2 separate regions of the Homo sapiens genome follow, and region 2 is linked to region 1. A link is a contact called in ENCODE Hi-C or POLR2A ChIA-PET data. All regions are on one chromosome and are shown on one strand. Each heading gives the region's core, a stretch centred on a gene start or an enhancer-like site at or near the end of the contact. The rest is flanking DNA. Distances are from core to core; before and after follow the strand shown.

Region 1 (6,922 bases), core at 2,111-4,610:
TGCCCGGATAGCTGAGCTTTCAGCAGCAGCTGCTAAAACGGAGAGCCAGGGCAAAGTAGTGTGTGAAAACCTCATTCGAGTTTTCAACTTGGAGATGATAAGCCCAGGATTTCTCTACCTGAATTACTCCTCAGAGTAGACTTGGTGAGGGGACTACTTCACCAAAGCTGGATTTTTAAAAAATTGTTTTGTTCTAAAGTCAAATTAATTATTCTTTAGAGGGTTTTGCTTTTTCCTTGCTGCTAGGTGGCGCTCTAGGACAGGAGTTCTGTTGCCAGGCCAGCTGCTAAAAATCCTTCCCTTGTGTGTTTCATCGCAGGTTTTAGAGTTAAAAATGGAGCTAAGAGCTAACTTCATCCAACCCCTCTTTTTACTTGGAAGAAAAAAAAAAACAAGTTAAGTGACCTAGAACATGAATTCATTGGAAATAGGTTCTTAATGTGTGATCTTCCCACAGATTAAAATTTCCCTTTCTAATTTTACCCTCCAGGAAATGGCCACAGAGCACTCCCTTTTTACAGAACTTAAACTTTAATACTGTATAGTTATCTATTCTTTGAAGGTGGTGGGGAAACACCAACAACCCCTAATCTCTTTCAGAAGCTACAAGTACTGATTCTATCTTGCTGCATTGAAAAAGTTTTAAGAAAAAAAAATCACTTTGCCATCTTTATTTTGGCCTTTCCATGCAGATGTGTTTTCACCTCCTTTATAAATTACTGCTATAGGAAAAAATAGAAAATTTTTACAATTTTGGCACATTTTTTAGTCTTTAAAATGATTTTTTTAATTCCAGGGCATTAAGTTTTGTGTTTGTCTGCCTTTCTGGGGGAAGGTTCTTGGCTTGCTCAGATTCTCAAAAATGATTAAGAATGCCTGCAGGAGGCCGGGCGCAGTGGCTCATGCCTGTAATCCCAGCATTTTGGGAGGCCGAGGTGGGCAGATCACCTGAGGTTGGGAGTTCAAGACCAGCCTGACCAACCTGGAGAAACCCCATCTCTACTAAAAATACAAAATTAGCCAGGTGTGGAGGTGCATGCCTGTAATCCCAGGTACTCGGGAGGCTGAGGCAGGAGAACCACTTCAACCTGGGAGGCAGAGGTTGTGGTGAGCCGAGATCGCGCCATTGCACTCCAGCATGGGCAACAAGAGTGAAACTCCATCTCAAAAAACAAAAACAAGAATGCCTGTAGGAATTCTGCATCCTGTAATATGACTATTTGCTCACCAGATTCTCGGTGAGATGGAAAACTGATTAACCCTTGTGACTTCACTCTCAAATGAAGACAAGCAAATTCTGTGGTCAGAGCCTGGTTTTAACTCACATCAGGAGTCAGCTCTAATAACCATCACTTACAGAGGACTTTACAAATTGCAAAACAGCAGAGGCTGCTGCCAACTAAAGTTTAAATCACATTAACACAAGGATAGTATATAAGACAAGGGAGTAGTTTGATAAGTTCTACACCTCTGTTGGCTTCTAGGAAGCAAAACGTTTACAAAGAAGATAGACCAGCATTCACAAGAGAACTGATCGGATAATAAGAGTTTTATGGAGTTCATATGTGCCACAAGCTGTTTATTCTGTGTGCTTTTATATAGATTACATCATGTAATCCTTGCAACAGCACCATGGGGTAGGTGGTGTTATTACTCCCATTTTACAGATAAGGAAATCAAGGCACAGAAATGCATTTTGCCAACATCATGTCAGAAATTAATATTGTATTACAATAATCTTAATATCCAATTACTAAATGCTCATTATATGCCAAAACTTTTACATATTTAATATTTACAGCATCCTTGTTACTATTCTTTTTTTTACAAGAGGAAAAACTTGAGGATCAGAAAATTATTTACCAAGAATCACGCTAGTAAGTGGTAGGACCTTAAATAAGTCAGATTTCGCCAAAGAGTTGCCCATATTATCTTCTTATACTTCTCCGATTACCTATTAAACCAATTCCAGTTCCACCTACACCACTCCACCAAAACTGCTCCTGTCAAGGTCTCCAGCAACTCCATGCTGAATCCACTAGTCAGCCCTCAGTCATCCCATCTGACTTATCAGTAGCATTTGATACACTTGACAATCCTCCTCCCTGACACTTTCTGTCCTCCCAGCACATCTCATTCTCTAGGGTTTCCTCGTACTCATTGGTCAAAGCCTTAGCATCTTTTGTGCCTCCTCCTCTTTTTCCTGGCCTCTTAATGCTGCAGGGCACCAGGCCTCATTCTCTTGGGAATTCCCCCAGTCTCCTGGCTTTAACTACCATCTACATCTATAGGAAATCCTGTTGGCTATGCTTCCAAAATGTGTCTGGAATCTGCCGGCTTCTCACCAACCCTACCTCCACCACCAGGTCAGAGTTACTGTACTGAGCCTGGACCACTTCGCAGCCTTGTCTGGCTTCCCTGCTGTCCACAGTGCTCTCTCACTCTGCTCTCCACAAAGCAGCCAGAGGGGCCCTTTCAAGCTCCAAGGCAGCTGGCATCCCTCCTCTGCCCAAGGCCCCCTGAGGGCTCCCAGTCTTACTCAGAGTCCTTACAATGGTCCACAGCGGTGTTGCCAAAGACAATGCAGGATGCCCAGTTAAATACGGATTTCAGGTAAACAGCTAATAACTTTCTAGTTTAAGTATGGTTTCATGCAATATTTGAGGCATATCTGTATTTTTAAAATTATTATCTGAAATTCAAATTTAGCTGAGATTGCAAATTTTTATCTGCTAAATCTGCCAGGCATATCCACCAGCTCTACATATGCCCCCCGTTACCTCCTTGACCTCATCTCCCATGATCTCCCCCTTATTCACTGCACTCCCCCACACTGGCCTCCTCACTTTCTTCCAGTGCATAGCTCCTCACTTTGGGCTCTTGCCTTGGCTGTTCTTCCTCCAGCATCTGCGTCTTCTCAAAGAGGTAATTTCTAAAATGACTTCTCAACGCTGTGCTCCCAATGCCCCTAATCCTGCTCCACTTTTTTCCATAGCACCTGACTTCTAACATGACTCATTCTTTTTATTGTGAACTGTAGGTCTCCACCAACCAGAATCTAAACTCCACCGGGCAGGTATTTTTGTCCATTTCGTGCATTATCATATCCCAAGAGGCTAGAACAATAGCACCTCTGTACACAATAATTGTTTGTTTATTGTGAATGAATGATTTCAAAGGCTTTTGCTCCTTTCCATTGCATTATATATTCCCTCTGTTTCAACTTACGATAAATATCTGAACAAACTGAGAGTGCACAGCCTGGAGAGGAGATTACGGGCAGAGGTGGAGAATGTGCTCACACCTCAGCTGGAGTGGTCCTTTTGTTGTGGGACAGTCTGGTTCAAGGCACAGAACTGTCCACAGCTCTCTGCCCAGGCAATTGCCACATTCCCCACACCCTCAGTATTGCCCTCTATTTAACAACAAAAAAGTGTGTATTTTCTATGTGCCAGTTCCTGTGCTGACCTCCAAGAATACAAGGATAAACAAGATAATGCTACCTAGGAGGACCAGGCAATGAGCTTGAGGTTCTTGCCTGATTGATAAAATGAAAAAGAATTGGGCCTGACTGCCCAGAATCACCGCAAGGGCCACAAGCCCTTATATCCTATCATCTCCCCCCAGGTTATTTCCTACTTTGGTAACCCCCAAGAGAAAACCAAAGTGAATGTTAAGCAGGAGCAGTGAGAAGAACATCTGCTGTAACCTCTCTATGACCCCAATGCAGTAGCTCAGCAGAGATGAATTAAAGCGCAGGAAGCTTGTTGGCGTCAGTCTCCATTGACGCCAACAGGAAGGTGGAGCAGAGAAGCAGATTTGCTGCTGAAAATCATTTCCCCTGGAAAGTCCCAGGAGAAAAAAAAAAATCATTACAGCTGGGATAATAATGTTTACTCAACAGCCTTGTGTAAATTTTTGACCCACCTTATTTCTGCACTATTAGGGTCTGGAATTACTGATTAAAGATATTATTATGTTGGTGCAAAAGTAATTGCGGTTTTTGCTATTACTTTCAATGACAAAAACCTCAATTACTTTTGCACCAGCCTAATACCATCTTAATATGCAATTGCTAGCTGGAAAAGTCTAGGGCAGGTTACAGAGGTGTAGTATTAACATGGCTAAAACACACACAATAGAAAATGGAGAAAGAAGTATCTTGAGGGGAGCATGGTTTGCAATGCCCTTTTCTCTTCTCCCTTTCCCCTTTCATTCCAGGTGGGCCTCCAGCATGTCCCTAGTCACCAAATTACAGAGCTGTCATTTTCTAATTCAATGAAAATTTACTGGGGGCCTGTTTGACACAGGCTGTGTCACCTCCTGTCTCCAGGGTATTAAATTGACTAAAAGAGCTCATCCTTTACTAAAGAGGGTAGCTCCCTAGTGCAACTGTGACCAGGCATAGAGGGGTAAAAAGTCGGCCCTGGCATTAACTAAATGCCCACAGCAAGAGCTTGTTCTTTCTTCTTGTAAAAAATGACCAGATGCTAGAACTCAGGACACCTTGGATGACACCCAACATTCTAGAGGAAAATCATAGATAGACCTGGCAGATCTCGTCAGGCAGAGCTGGCCTGGCAAAACTGGGAAGTGAGCCATACTGATCCTCAACATTCTCCAATTTTCATTTTCAGCTCTTTTCCCTCTGACCATTATTTGGTTCTGCCCCATGAGTGGCCACAAAGTCCCCCTGCCCTGCCCTCCCCTATCACAACCCACCCAAGGACCTTGCTAGGTGACACTGACCCATTCCACATTTTAGAGTCTGAAATTATTCCTCAGTCTTCCCAGCACTTTGGGAGGCTAAGGCAGGCGGATCACGAGGTCGGGAGTTCGAAACCAGCCTAGCCATTATGGTGAAACTGTGTCTCTACTAAAAAACACAAAAATTAGCTGGGTGTCGTGGCGTGTGCCTGTAGTCCCAGCTACTCAGGAGGCTGAGGCAGGAGAACCACTTGAACTCAGGAGGCGGAGGTTGCAGTGAGCTGAGATCACGCCACTGCACTCCAGCCTGGAGTGCAGTGCAGTAAACATTATTATCCCAGCTGTAAGCGAGTGAGACTCCATCTCAAAAAACAAAACAAATACCCAAAAAATATTGCTATCTAGCAAGGGAATGTGACAAAACCAATTGAAAAGGAATAAACTAGTGACTATAATAGTTTAGATAACTTCCTGGAGTGCTTGCCTTTTGGAGAGGCAATAAATAAGAAAATGAGGCTCTGAATGACCAGAACCAAATAGAACCTTCTTAGATTCTATTCTATTTCTCAAAGTAATATGAGAATTAACTAAAATCTTGAGATTTTTGCCAAGGACAAAACATTACATTGACCCTTCTAGTAAATGAGACAACTGCACTTCTTAATCCTCCCTTTTCCAGACAAATACCAGTCAGTAGGTCCCTCATTTCTAACTCCTCATATATGTCAATAGGACATAGCATTTTTAAACTATGAAAAGATGTTAAATTTCATCACTTTAACAATGTATAATTTAATCACATATAAAATGAAAGATGGTTGTTAGAGTTCTTCCAAGATAAGTCTCTAGCTCCTCACAAATTTAAAGGATCCATTTTAAACTTATGAAGAGGCTGTAAGAAGAGACACTAGAACCAAATGTGAACAGACATCTAGACAATTGATTCTGGATGGCTAAAGCTCAACTTCTTCATTTAATTAACAAATACTTGTTGAGGACTTACCGTGTGCCAGGCATCAGGCTCGATGCTGAAGATGAAAGACTGTTCCTGTCTTCAGGGATCTCACAGTTTGGTGGGACAGGGCAGAAGAAACTTAAAATAAGCAACTACGACAGGCTGTGATAAGTGCCATTATGGAGCACGTACAGGGAACATTGGGAGCACAGAACACTTCACTCACTCTAGGGTTGGAGAGAAGGGTATATTGGAGGAAGATTTCTCAAAAAAAACCTGTGCTGGATTTTAAAGGTCATATACCTGTCTCTAGTTTTAGTGTATGGAAGGTATTTCCAAAGCATATAAATGGTATTTCAAAAGCACAAAAGAAAAAAAGGAAATGTGGGAGATATTATTCCCAGTTGGTGGGGAAAAAAGTAAAAAATAAGTTAAAGGGGCCAGGCGCAGTGGCTCATGCCTGTAATCCCAACACATTGGGAGGCTGAGGCAGGCAGATCACTTGAGGTCAAGAGTTCGAGACCAGCCTGGCCAACATGGTAAAACCCCATCTCTACTAAAAATACAAAAATTAGCTGGGCGTAGTAGCGCATGCCTGTAATCCCAGCTATTCCAGTGGCTGAGGCATGAGAATCGCTTGAACCTGTGAGGCAGAGGTTGAAGTGAACCAAAATCTTGCCACTGCATTCCAGCCTTGGTGACAGAGTGAGATTCTGTCTTAAAAAATAAAATAAAATAAAATAAGTTAAAGGAAAATTACCTAAAACTTGTAGATAAAAGATGATTATATGACTTTTTATGTCATGCTAACAACATTTTCTAATGAGCCTACTTTATTTACACAACTGATCATGACTCAAACATTTTACAAGTCTGTAAAATTTATAAGGTGATTTTTGTTTCTACCAGTGTAAAGAAGACCCATGGATCATCTTCTTTATATTGGTAGAAAAGGTTCTTTACATTGGTTAAGAAAAAGGGGGGGTGGGTGGGTATATTTTTCCTATACGACAATATGTAACTAGCAAATTTATTGCAGAATTCCTTTTTTCCCCCTCATTATAAAAATCTCAGTTTCTCAAACTCTTTTTGGAACCTACTTGGCCATCCTACTGGTTTCATCATTAAAGAGTTCATCATTAAAGAGTTAAATAAAACTTTGAAATTAGCTCACCATTTTTTTGTATAAGGATTAGGTTTTTAAATTCACATGGAAACTTGAGGGGCTCTGAACAGCCAAAAATAACTTGAAAAAGAAAG
Region 2 (6,922 bases), core at 1,317-3,816, 72 kb after region 1:
CCAGTGGGACCCCATTTATGGGTCTCAGAGAAAGAGCTCAGGCAGTGACAAGATGCTGTTTCCATTGAATGAATAGACAGTTGTTCCAGGGAGCATGATCTTGGCTTTCTAGACATTTGAGACTAAAAACCAAATGGTAATGTGCATTCCTATTTCCTGTTTATCGGCTCATATGGGCTTTTTACTATCTTACTGTAGATAAACAGATTTATGTTGTTTTCAAGTGGCACTCTCAGGGCATTCATAAAGATCAGTGGAGCTTTAACTCTGGGAATCCACGTGAATGATAAAGTGGAGGATATGTTGGTTAGAGGCCTGGCTTCACCACTAACTGGAACATCTTGGGCAAATCACCTCAGTAAACCAAGCCACAGTTTATGTATGTGCTAAATAGATTTGAAATACCAGCCCAGTTTATGTGAGAAGGTTGTTTTGAGCTTTATGTTAGACAATATGAAAACACTATAAAACTATAAATGGTTGTTTTCACAAAGATTGCATGCTCTGAAGAATGCCCTGGCTGTGACCCAAAGTCTGACTCTTGGCTCTGTCCCTGGAGTACAAGATATGGGCACTTGTGGCCAGGCAGGTTCATGTGAATACTATGACACATATTCAAGGGAGAGAGCCCTCTAGATAATGGGCCAAAAGGCACAGGACTATGCAAATGTATATTTATGTTATGGGTAAAGATCTCAAAGATTGACCATAACTGACAGGATAAAATAATCCACAATCACACTTCTCTTCAGAAAGGAAATTATTTATTACTTGATTATGCCCTGTTGCAAGCACATTAAGGAATTACTGATCTTGGCTCCCAAGTGTGAAATGGAAAATTTTGAACATAAAACATACTTGTAGAAATACAACAGTGTTATTTGCCAGTGACCATCATCAAGACAAGACTTTAACCTTATCAGTTAGCCTAAAGAAGTGAAATTGAAACAAAGCCAAACGCATAAGCTCGGTGATCGTTCTTCCTTGCTGTGACCATTAGTCAATATGCCAGTGGTTCTCGAAGTGTGGTCCCCAGATGAGCAACATCAGCATCACCTGGGAACTTGTTAGAAATGCACATTCTCAAGACTCACCCCAGACCTGCTGAATCAGAAACTTGGGTGGGGCCGGCAATGCACATTTTAACAGGTCCTCCAGGTGATTTTGATACTTGCTAAAGTTTGTGTGATTCCTACACAGGTACCTGCCCCAAGACAGTTTGCATTAACTGTCTTTGTGCTTTCTTATGTTTGCCTAAAATGCCTCATTCTTCCTGACAAAATAAGGTTCTTGACATTGGCTAAACTTCTAATGCTACCTAGTTACATCAGCTAGACCAGAGCTGTATTACCAGACTTTCATCACAGAATCAGAGTGTTCTCATCATTTTGGTGTTGACAGGACAGAGGGCATTTGCTGATTATAATATGTGGCAAGAACCAAGGAAACTGCAGTGTTTAAGTGTTTTGAGATCTCAGAAGTAAAAGCATCTAATGTGCTCCATGCAAAGGTCTGGTGGTACTCAGTTATGAAAACCGTAGAGACGAGGGGAGAAATGCAAGCATACACGATGGCTTTAAAATGAGGGGCTTAACCGAGAGTGAAAGTAGATTCGTGGTTGCCCAGGCCTGGATGAGAGAGGAGCATGGGGCCTGACTACCTACTAGGAACAGAGTTTCTTTTTAGGGTGATGAAAATATTCTGGAATCTGATAGTGGTGATGGTTCAACAATATGGTGATTATCCTAAGAACTACTGAATTGTACACTTTCAGATGGTGACAGTGTGAATCTTATATGAATTTTACCTCAAAAAATATTTTTAAAACCCACTGGTTTATGTGGAGGCATGATTCCACTTCTCTCTGATCTCCCCTTCTCCCACATCTAGCTGCAGTATAGCATGGGGCACGTATTAGATCCTCACAGAGTTCTCGGTTGGTTGACTGCTCTGACCCCCGAGAAAGGGGCTCAAATGAGCAGGCACCTGGGAATTAGTACATACTTGGACTATACTCTCTTGGGATGGCTTCCTGGGGCAAGTGTACCTTTACTTGGAGTAAATCCTTCCCTCCAGTGTGAGAGACTCCGCTGGGATTGCAGGGATGAGGGTGGTAAATGCAGGTTAGTTAAAAATGACGTCTTGGCCAGGCGCGGTGGCTCATGCCTGTAATCCCAGCACTTTGGGAGGCCCAGGCGGGAGGATCACTAGTTCAGGAGTTCAAGACCAGCCTGGCCAACATGGTGAAACCCCGTCTCTACTAAAAATACAAAAATTAGCTGGGCATGGTGGCGGGTGACTGTAATCCCAGCTACTCGGGAGGCTGAGGCAGGAGAATCGCTTGAGCCCAGGAGGCGGAGGTCACAGTGAGCCAAGATCGTGCTGCTGCACTCTAGCCTGGGCAACAGAGCAAGAATCCGTATCAAAAAAAAAAAAAAAAAAAAAAAAGACGTCTTGCTTCGAGCACAAGTTGTTTTCCAGTTCCCTGTGATGAGCACAAACTTGTTTATGCTATCAGGGCCGGCTTGGGAGGCCAGCTGCTGCTCCTTGACGTGGAGAAGGCGCCTCTACCAGGCTGACTCCTTTGCAGCTGGCAGACAGCCCTGGGGAACAGGCGAAATGATCTCACGGGCCGGGTGGAGTGAGCATGCCGGACAAGGACCAGGCCTCTGTGCGCATGGATATAATCAGCTTTGATAGGCAGAGGCTGAGGCTGTTTTTCCAATTAGAGCTGTTAGAGGATTCTGGCAGGGGCAGCAGTGGGCTTAATTTAACAGACCTGGGACTCATTGAATTAGCCAATGTAGAGGGGATGAGACGGACACTAATGTAAGGCTGTGGGGGCAGAGATGGGGAAGGGGAGAAGGGGACCAGAAGGGCCGGTCGGCAGGGACACAGTGAGGCCTGGTGATGTGGTCCGGGCAGCACAGGAGCATCTTCTCATTTGGCGGGCGGGAAAGCTTGTGCAAGCAGGACGGGATGGAGACTCCTCTGGTACTGGTAAGGCTGGCCTGGTGGGCTTTGCTCGCAGAATCTGGATTCTCAGAGGCCGTTGGCCAGGGTTCTGAACAGTTTCTTGTGCCCATCATCCTTCCCAGGCACCCTGAAGCTGCTGCCATCTCCTTCCCTTTCTAGAACCCAAAGTTCTAAGCCACCCTGCCAGGCACCTTCTTGGTTTGAGAATAAAGAACATTAGAGCCAGAGCAATCATTAAATGTCCTGAGTCCGCGCTTTCATGTTACAGAGGAGGCAACTGTTTCCTAGAGAAGCTGAGAAAACTTGTCTGAGAATATCCAACTCTTAGAGGCAATGTCAGCATTGCAATCCAGACCTCCCACCCCTGGCTGGTGCCGTTTCTTCAAACCGTGGTCACAGTTGGCCCCTCTGTCCTCAGCCTGTGTGCATTTCCAGCAACTTGTATCCCAAACCACTTGGATGGTTTGAAAGCCATTCATTCATTCATGTACAAAATTAGCCCGGTGTGGTGGTGCATGCCTGTAATCCCAGCTACTTGGGAGGCTGAGGCATGAGAATTGCTTGAACCCAGAGATAGAGGTTGCAGTGAGCCGAGATCGTGCCATTGCACTCCAACCTGGGCGACAAGAGTGAAACTCCGTCTTAAAAAAAAAAAAAAAGGAAAAAGCCATTCATTCATTCATTCAAAATGCAGAATGCCAAACTGTACAGACAGCATAGTCTCAACTATCTGAAGAATAAAATATGTGGAAAAGACTGAGTAGAAACATGGGGAAAGACTTAACTGTTGCTGCTTCTGGAAAGGGAGTTGATTACTGTTAATAACTAACATTTATTGGGTTTAATGACCCATCCTAACAATGACCTTATGTTGATAACATTGTGGTACAACTCCTGTGTTGCTAGGTGGCAGTGAAATTTTGTAAAACCGTTTGGGAAAATAGTTTGACAATGTTTATTTTTTAAATGTGCATTAAAAAGTATTTTAACTTAAAATAGCTGATCAACACCTTTTTTTTATTTTTCCTACCCCATGACATCCTGATGAAATAATAGAATGAATAGAAAAAGATAATCTTACTTAGTATATAAGAAAAGTGAGGTATGGAAAGGTTTAAAAGTTGACCCATGGCTACATAGATATTAAGTAGCAAATCCAGAATCTGATCCTGTTTGTATTAACCGTCAGCCACTATGTAGGACTGCCACACACTTGGCACTTTTTTATACTTCCCAAATTTTATATAATTGAGCCCAAATATTATATATATATTATATAATTTATTATATATATATTATATAATTTATTATATAATATATAATTCCCAAATATTATATAATTATATATATAAATTGTATAATTTTATATAAATTTATATAATTTAGTAAAAAAGAGAAACTAAAATAAATTGTATTTCCTGATGGGATACACTAGTTGGCTATAAGGAACATTTTCCCGATTATACCTAGCTGGCTCAGAAATTTGTTCAAACACTGGCCAGGGGCACATTTGGAATAGAAGTCCCAAGGGAGAGAGATACAGGTGAGATTCCTGCTGCCTCTGAGGCCATCAAGAGTCTGATCCTTCTGCATAGGTTGGCTGTGGTCTGTTGTGACCAGATCAGGTGGAGGCTTCCTGGAAGGCTAGGGTGCAATTCAGGGTTGGGCGTAATTGATAACAAATCTGCCCTCCACACATTATCATCTTGGGCCTTCCAGAACCTCCTGCCTTCACCAGGAATAACCTGGCCACAGCTCAACTTGCCTATGCCCCGACCTTGGGCCAAACCTGCCTCCTCTTTGAGAGCAGTGGTGGAGGAGGTAAGAGTGTAAGATGCAAAGCCACGCTGTGTAAGTTCACATACCAGCTCTGTAACTTACTGGATGTTGGAGAAAAGTTACTTACTAGACAAGTTAATTTAACCTCTCTGAACCTGTTGTATCCTCTGAAAATAAAGACAATTCTGCATTACAGAATCTGTTGTGAGGGTGAACTAAATTCACAGTTAACGCAGTGCCTGGCACATGGCAGGCATGTCTCCAGTGTAACCTTCAATAGTCCCTTCCTGCTTGGTCCAGCATTGCCCTATATACATACACAACAGACCCAGAGAAAACAGTATAGCATCTTCCCTTGAGGGGCTTATCTTGAGAAAGCACAAAACCTGCGCACATGAAGCACAGAAGGAAAAATAGACTAACATTTGCTGAATTCCTATTATATGCCCCGAAAAGAAAAAGCATACTCATTTCTTTCAGGTAGAAGATAGCCTAGAATTGTGACATGTCGCAGTGTATAAAATCTAGATGCTGGGGGTGTGGAGTATTCCTTCCAGTTCCTTTCCTTGTGATGACTTTATTTCACTGACTTAACAAGTAACTTTAATCCTCCTCATCTCTGTCCCTTCAATTATCTTGGGTAAACTGGACTCTTCTGTTGCCTGGCTACCCGGCAGGTAGTCCCAAATGTCAAAGAAAAGCTGGCCAACCTTAGAATTTGGCCATGGACGTCACTGTGGGAGGACAAATAAATATAGAACATGAAGAGATTATTCATTTAGAGCCCAGCTTCTCCAACATCTCACTGTGATTCACCAGATCAATTAAAGGCGCAGTAATTCAGTGCGTCAGGAAGGCTGTTGTGAAGAGAACACATCCAGCCTCCCCTGGTCCACAACTCCCACCCCCCATTCCTCACCCTGGCAACTGATTAGATTTGCTCCTCCCTTGCCTGGTATATAAGTTACCACTGCTTGTTTCCAGAAAACCAATTAAGAAACCATAAATTGTGGTCGACTAGAAAGGTCACTGCACAAGCTATAAATACAGGCATTTCTAAACTGTGAGTGGAAGTCTCTGAAGCACATTATCTCCTGTACACCCACATCTTCCAACTGAGGTTTTCTTTGATAAAATGAGAGAACATGAAGACGGAGATCAAAAAGGCATTCCCTGGGTTTTCGTTCTGTAGCCTGCTCTCTTGGGTGTAGCTGGGAATTCTGAGCCTCCAGCAGCCCAGCCCACACTCCAGCTTTGGTTTTGGTTTGTTGTTTTTGTTTTGGGGGAGTGGGGAGGGGGTCATAAAAATGATCTCTTCACAATGTATAAGTGATGTATGAGTTCGAGGCAAAACCTTTAAAACACTGAAAAACACAATGGAGAAATAATCCATAATTCCACCCCTTAAAAAAATGGTTAGCACTTTAGGATATATTATTCCAGGCTTTTTAATAGGCTATATGTACACATTTGTTTTGCTTTCAGAAACATATTTAAAGAGTGTCATTTACTAATACTGTTTTGTAGCCTGTTTGCTCAGCAATATTTGATAATATTATTTTTCCATGGTATTCTACATGTGCCATAGTGTATTTAGCTTCCCCCGTTGTTAAGGAATTTGATTCCTTACAGATTTCCCTTCATATATAATGCTGCAGTGAACATCGAGTTGACATCTCTTCACATAACCATAATTATTTCCTTTGGGGAAATGCTTGAAGTGGAATTGCTGAGCCCTTGATCTTTAAGACTGGTGTATGTTGCCAAATCACCTTCTGGGGAGGTTCTACTAGTGTATACTGGTGGCCATTTCCCCACTCCCTTGCCAAAAAGGGGCTAGTAATTAATACTTTTTAATCTTGACCAAGTTGTTGGATTTAAAAAGATGTTATTTTGTTTTAATCCAAATAGCCACTTAGTACCTACTAACACATCACAAAAGGCTCCCAGAGCCACACAGGCCCTAACCTGGAGTGGATGCTCCTTCCCACCAGCCCTGGCTAGGCTTTTCTGAGCTCCCTCACCCTCAGGATGGCAACAGTGACAGCAGCAGGGTCTCAGGTCTCCCCAGGGTAGATTCAGAGCCAGGCATAAGTTGGATGTCCTATTCAACCCCAGAGAAAGAGTCTTAGGGCCAGCCACCAATCTGGGCTGCAGGCCTGAGTGC

What was found. Hi-C counts contacts between places; a loop is a spot of excess contacts on that map. ChIA-PET counts read pairs that join two places held with the same protein, here RNA polymerase II (POLR2A). Pooled maps may share reads with other maps.
Region 2: POLR2A ChIA-PET joins it to region 1 with 10 read pairs in SK-N-SH. The contact joins two enhancer-like sites. A Hi-C loop is called at or near these places in 5 of 168 maps with a recorded cell type or tissue (Caco-2, IMR-90, PC-3 and 2 more) and 3 of 50 pooled maps. POLR2A ChIA-PET finds 5 or more read pairs at or near these places in 1 of 52 experiments (SK-N-SH).

The regions. Positions count from the first base shown.
Region 1 is chr1:179,706,281-179,713,202 of GRCh38, forward strand. It overlaps LOC105371635 (a long non-coding RNA gene), which reads right to left. Exons shown (of 3, transcript XR_922329.3): 2 at 5,711-5,769. Among named protein-coding and RNA genes, the nearest start is that of FAM163A, 34 kb to the right of the region's middle. RefSeq lists an enhancer at 3,492-3,561. Within about 2 kb of position 3,361, at least 3 of the 41 ENCODE cell types and tissues checked have a DNase peak (open chromatin) inside an H3K27ac peak, as active enhancers do.
Region 2 is chr1:179,779,510-179,786,431 of GRCh38, forward strand. The region is part of intron 1 of FAM163A (family with sequence similarity 163 member A); the gene reads left to right. Among named protein-coding and RNA genes, the nearest start is that of MIR12116, 21 kb to the right of the region's middle. Within about 2 kb of position 2,567, at least 2 of the 41 ENCODE cell types and tissues checked have a DNase peak (open chromatin) inside an H3K27ac peak, as active enhancers do.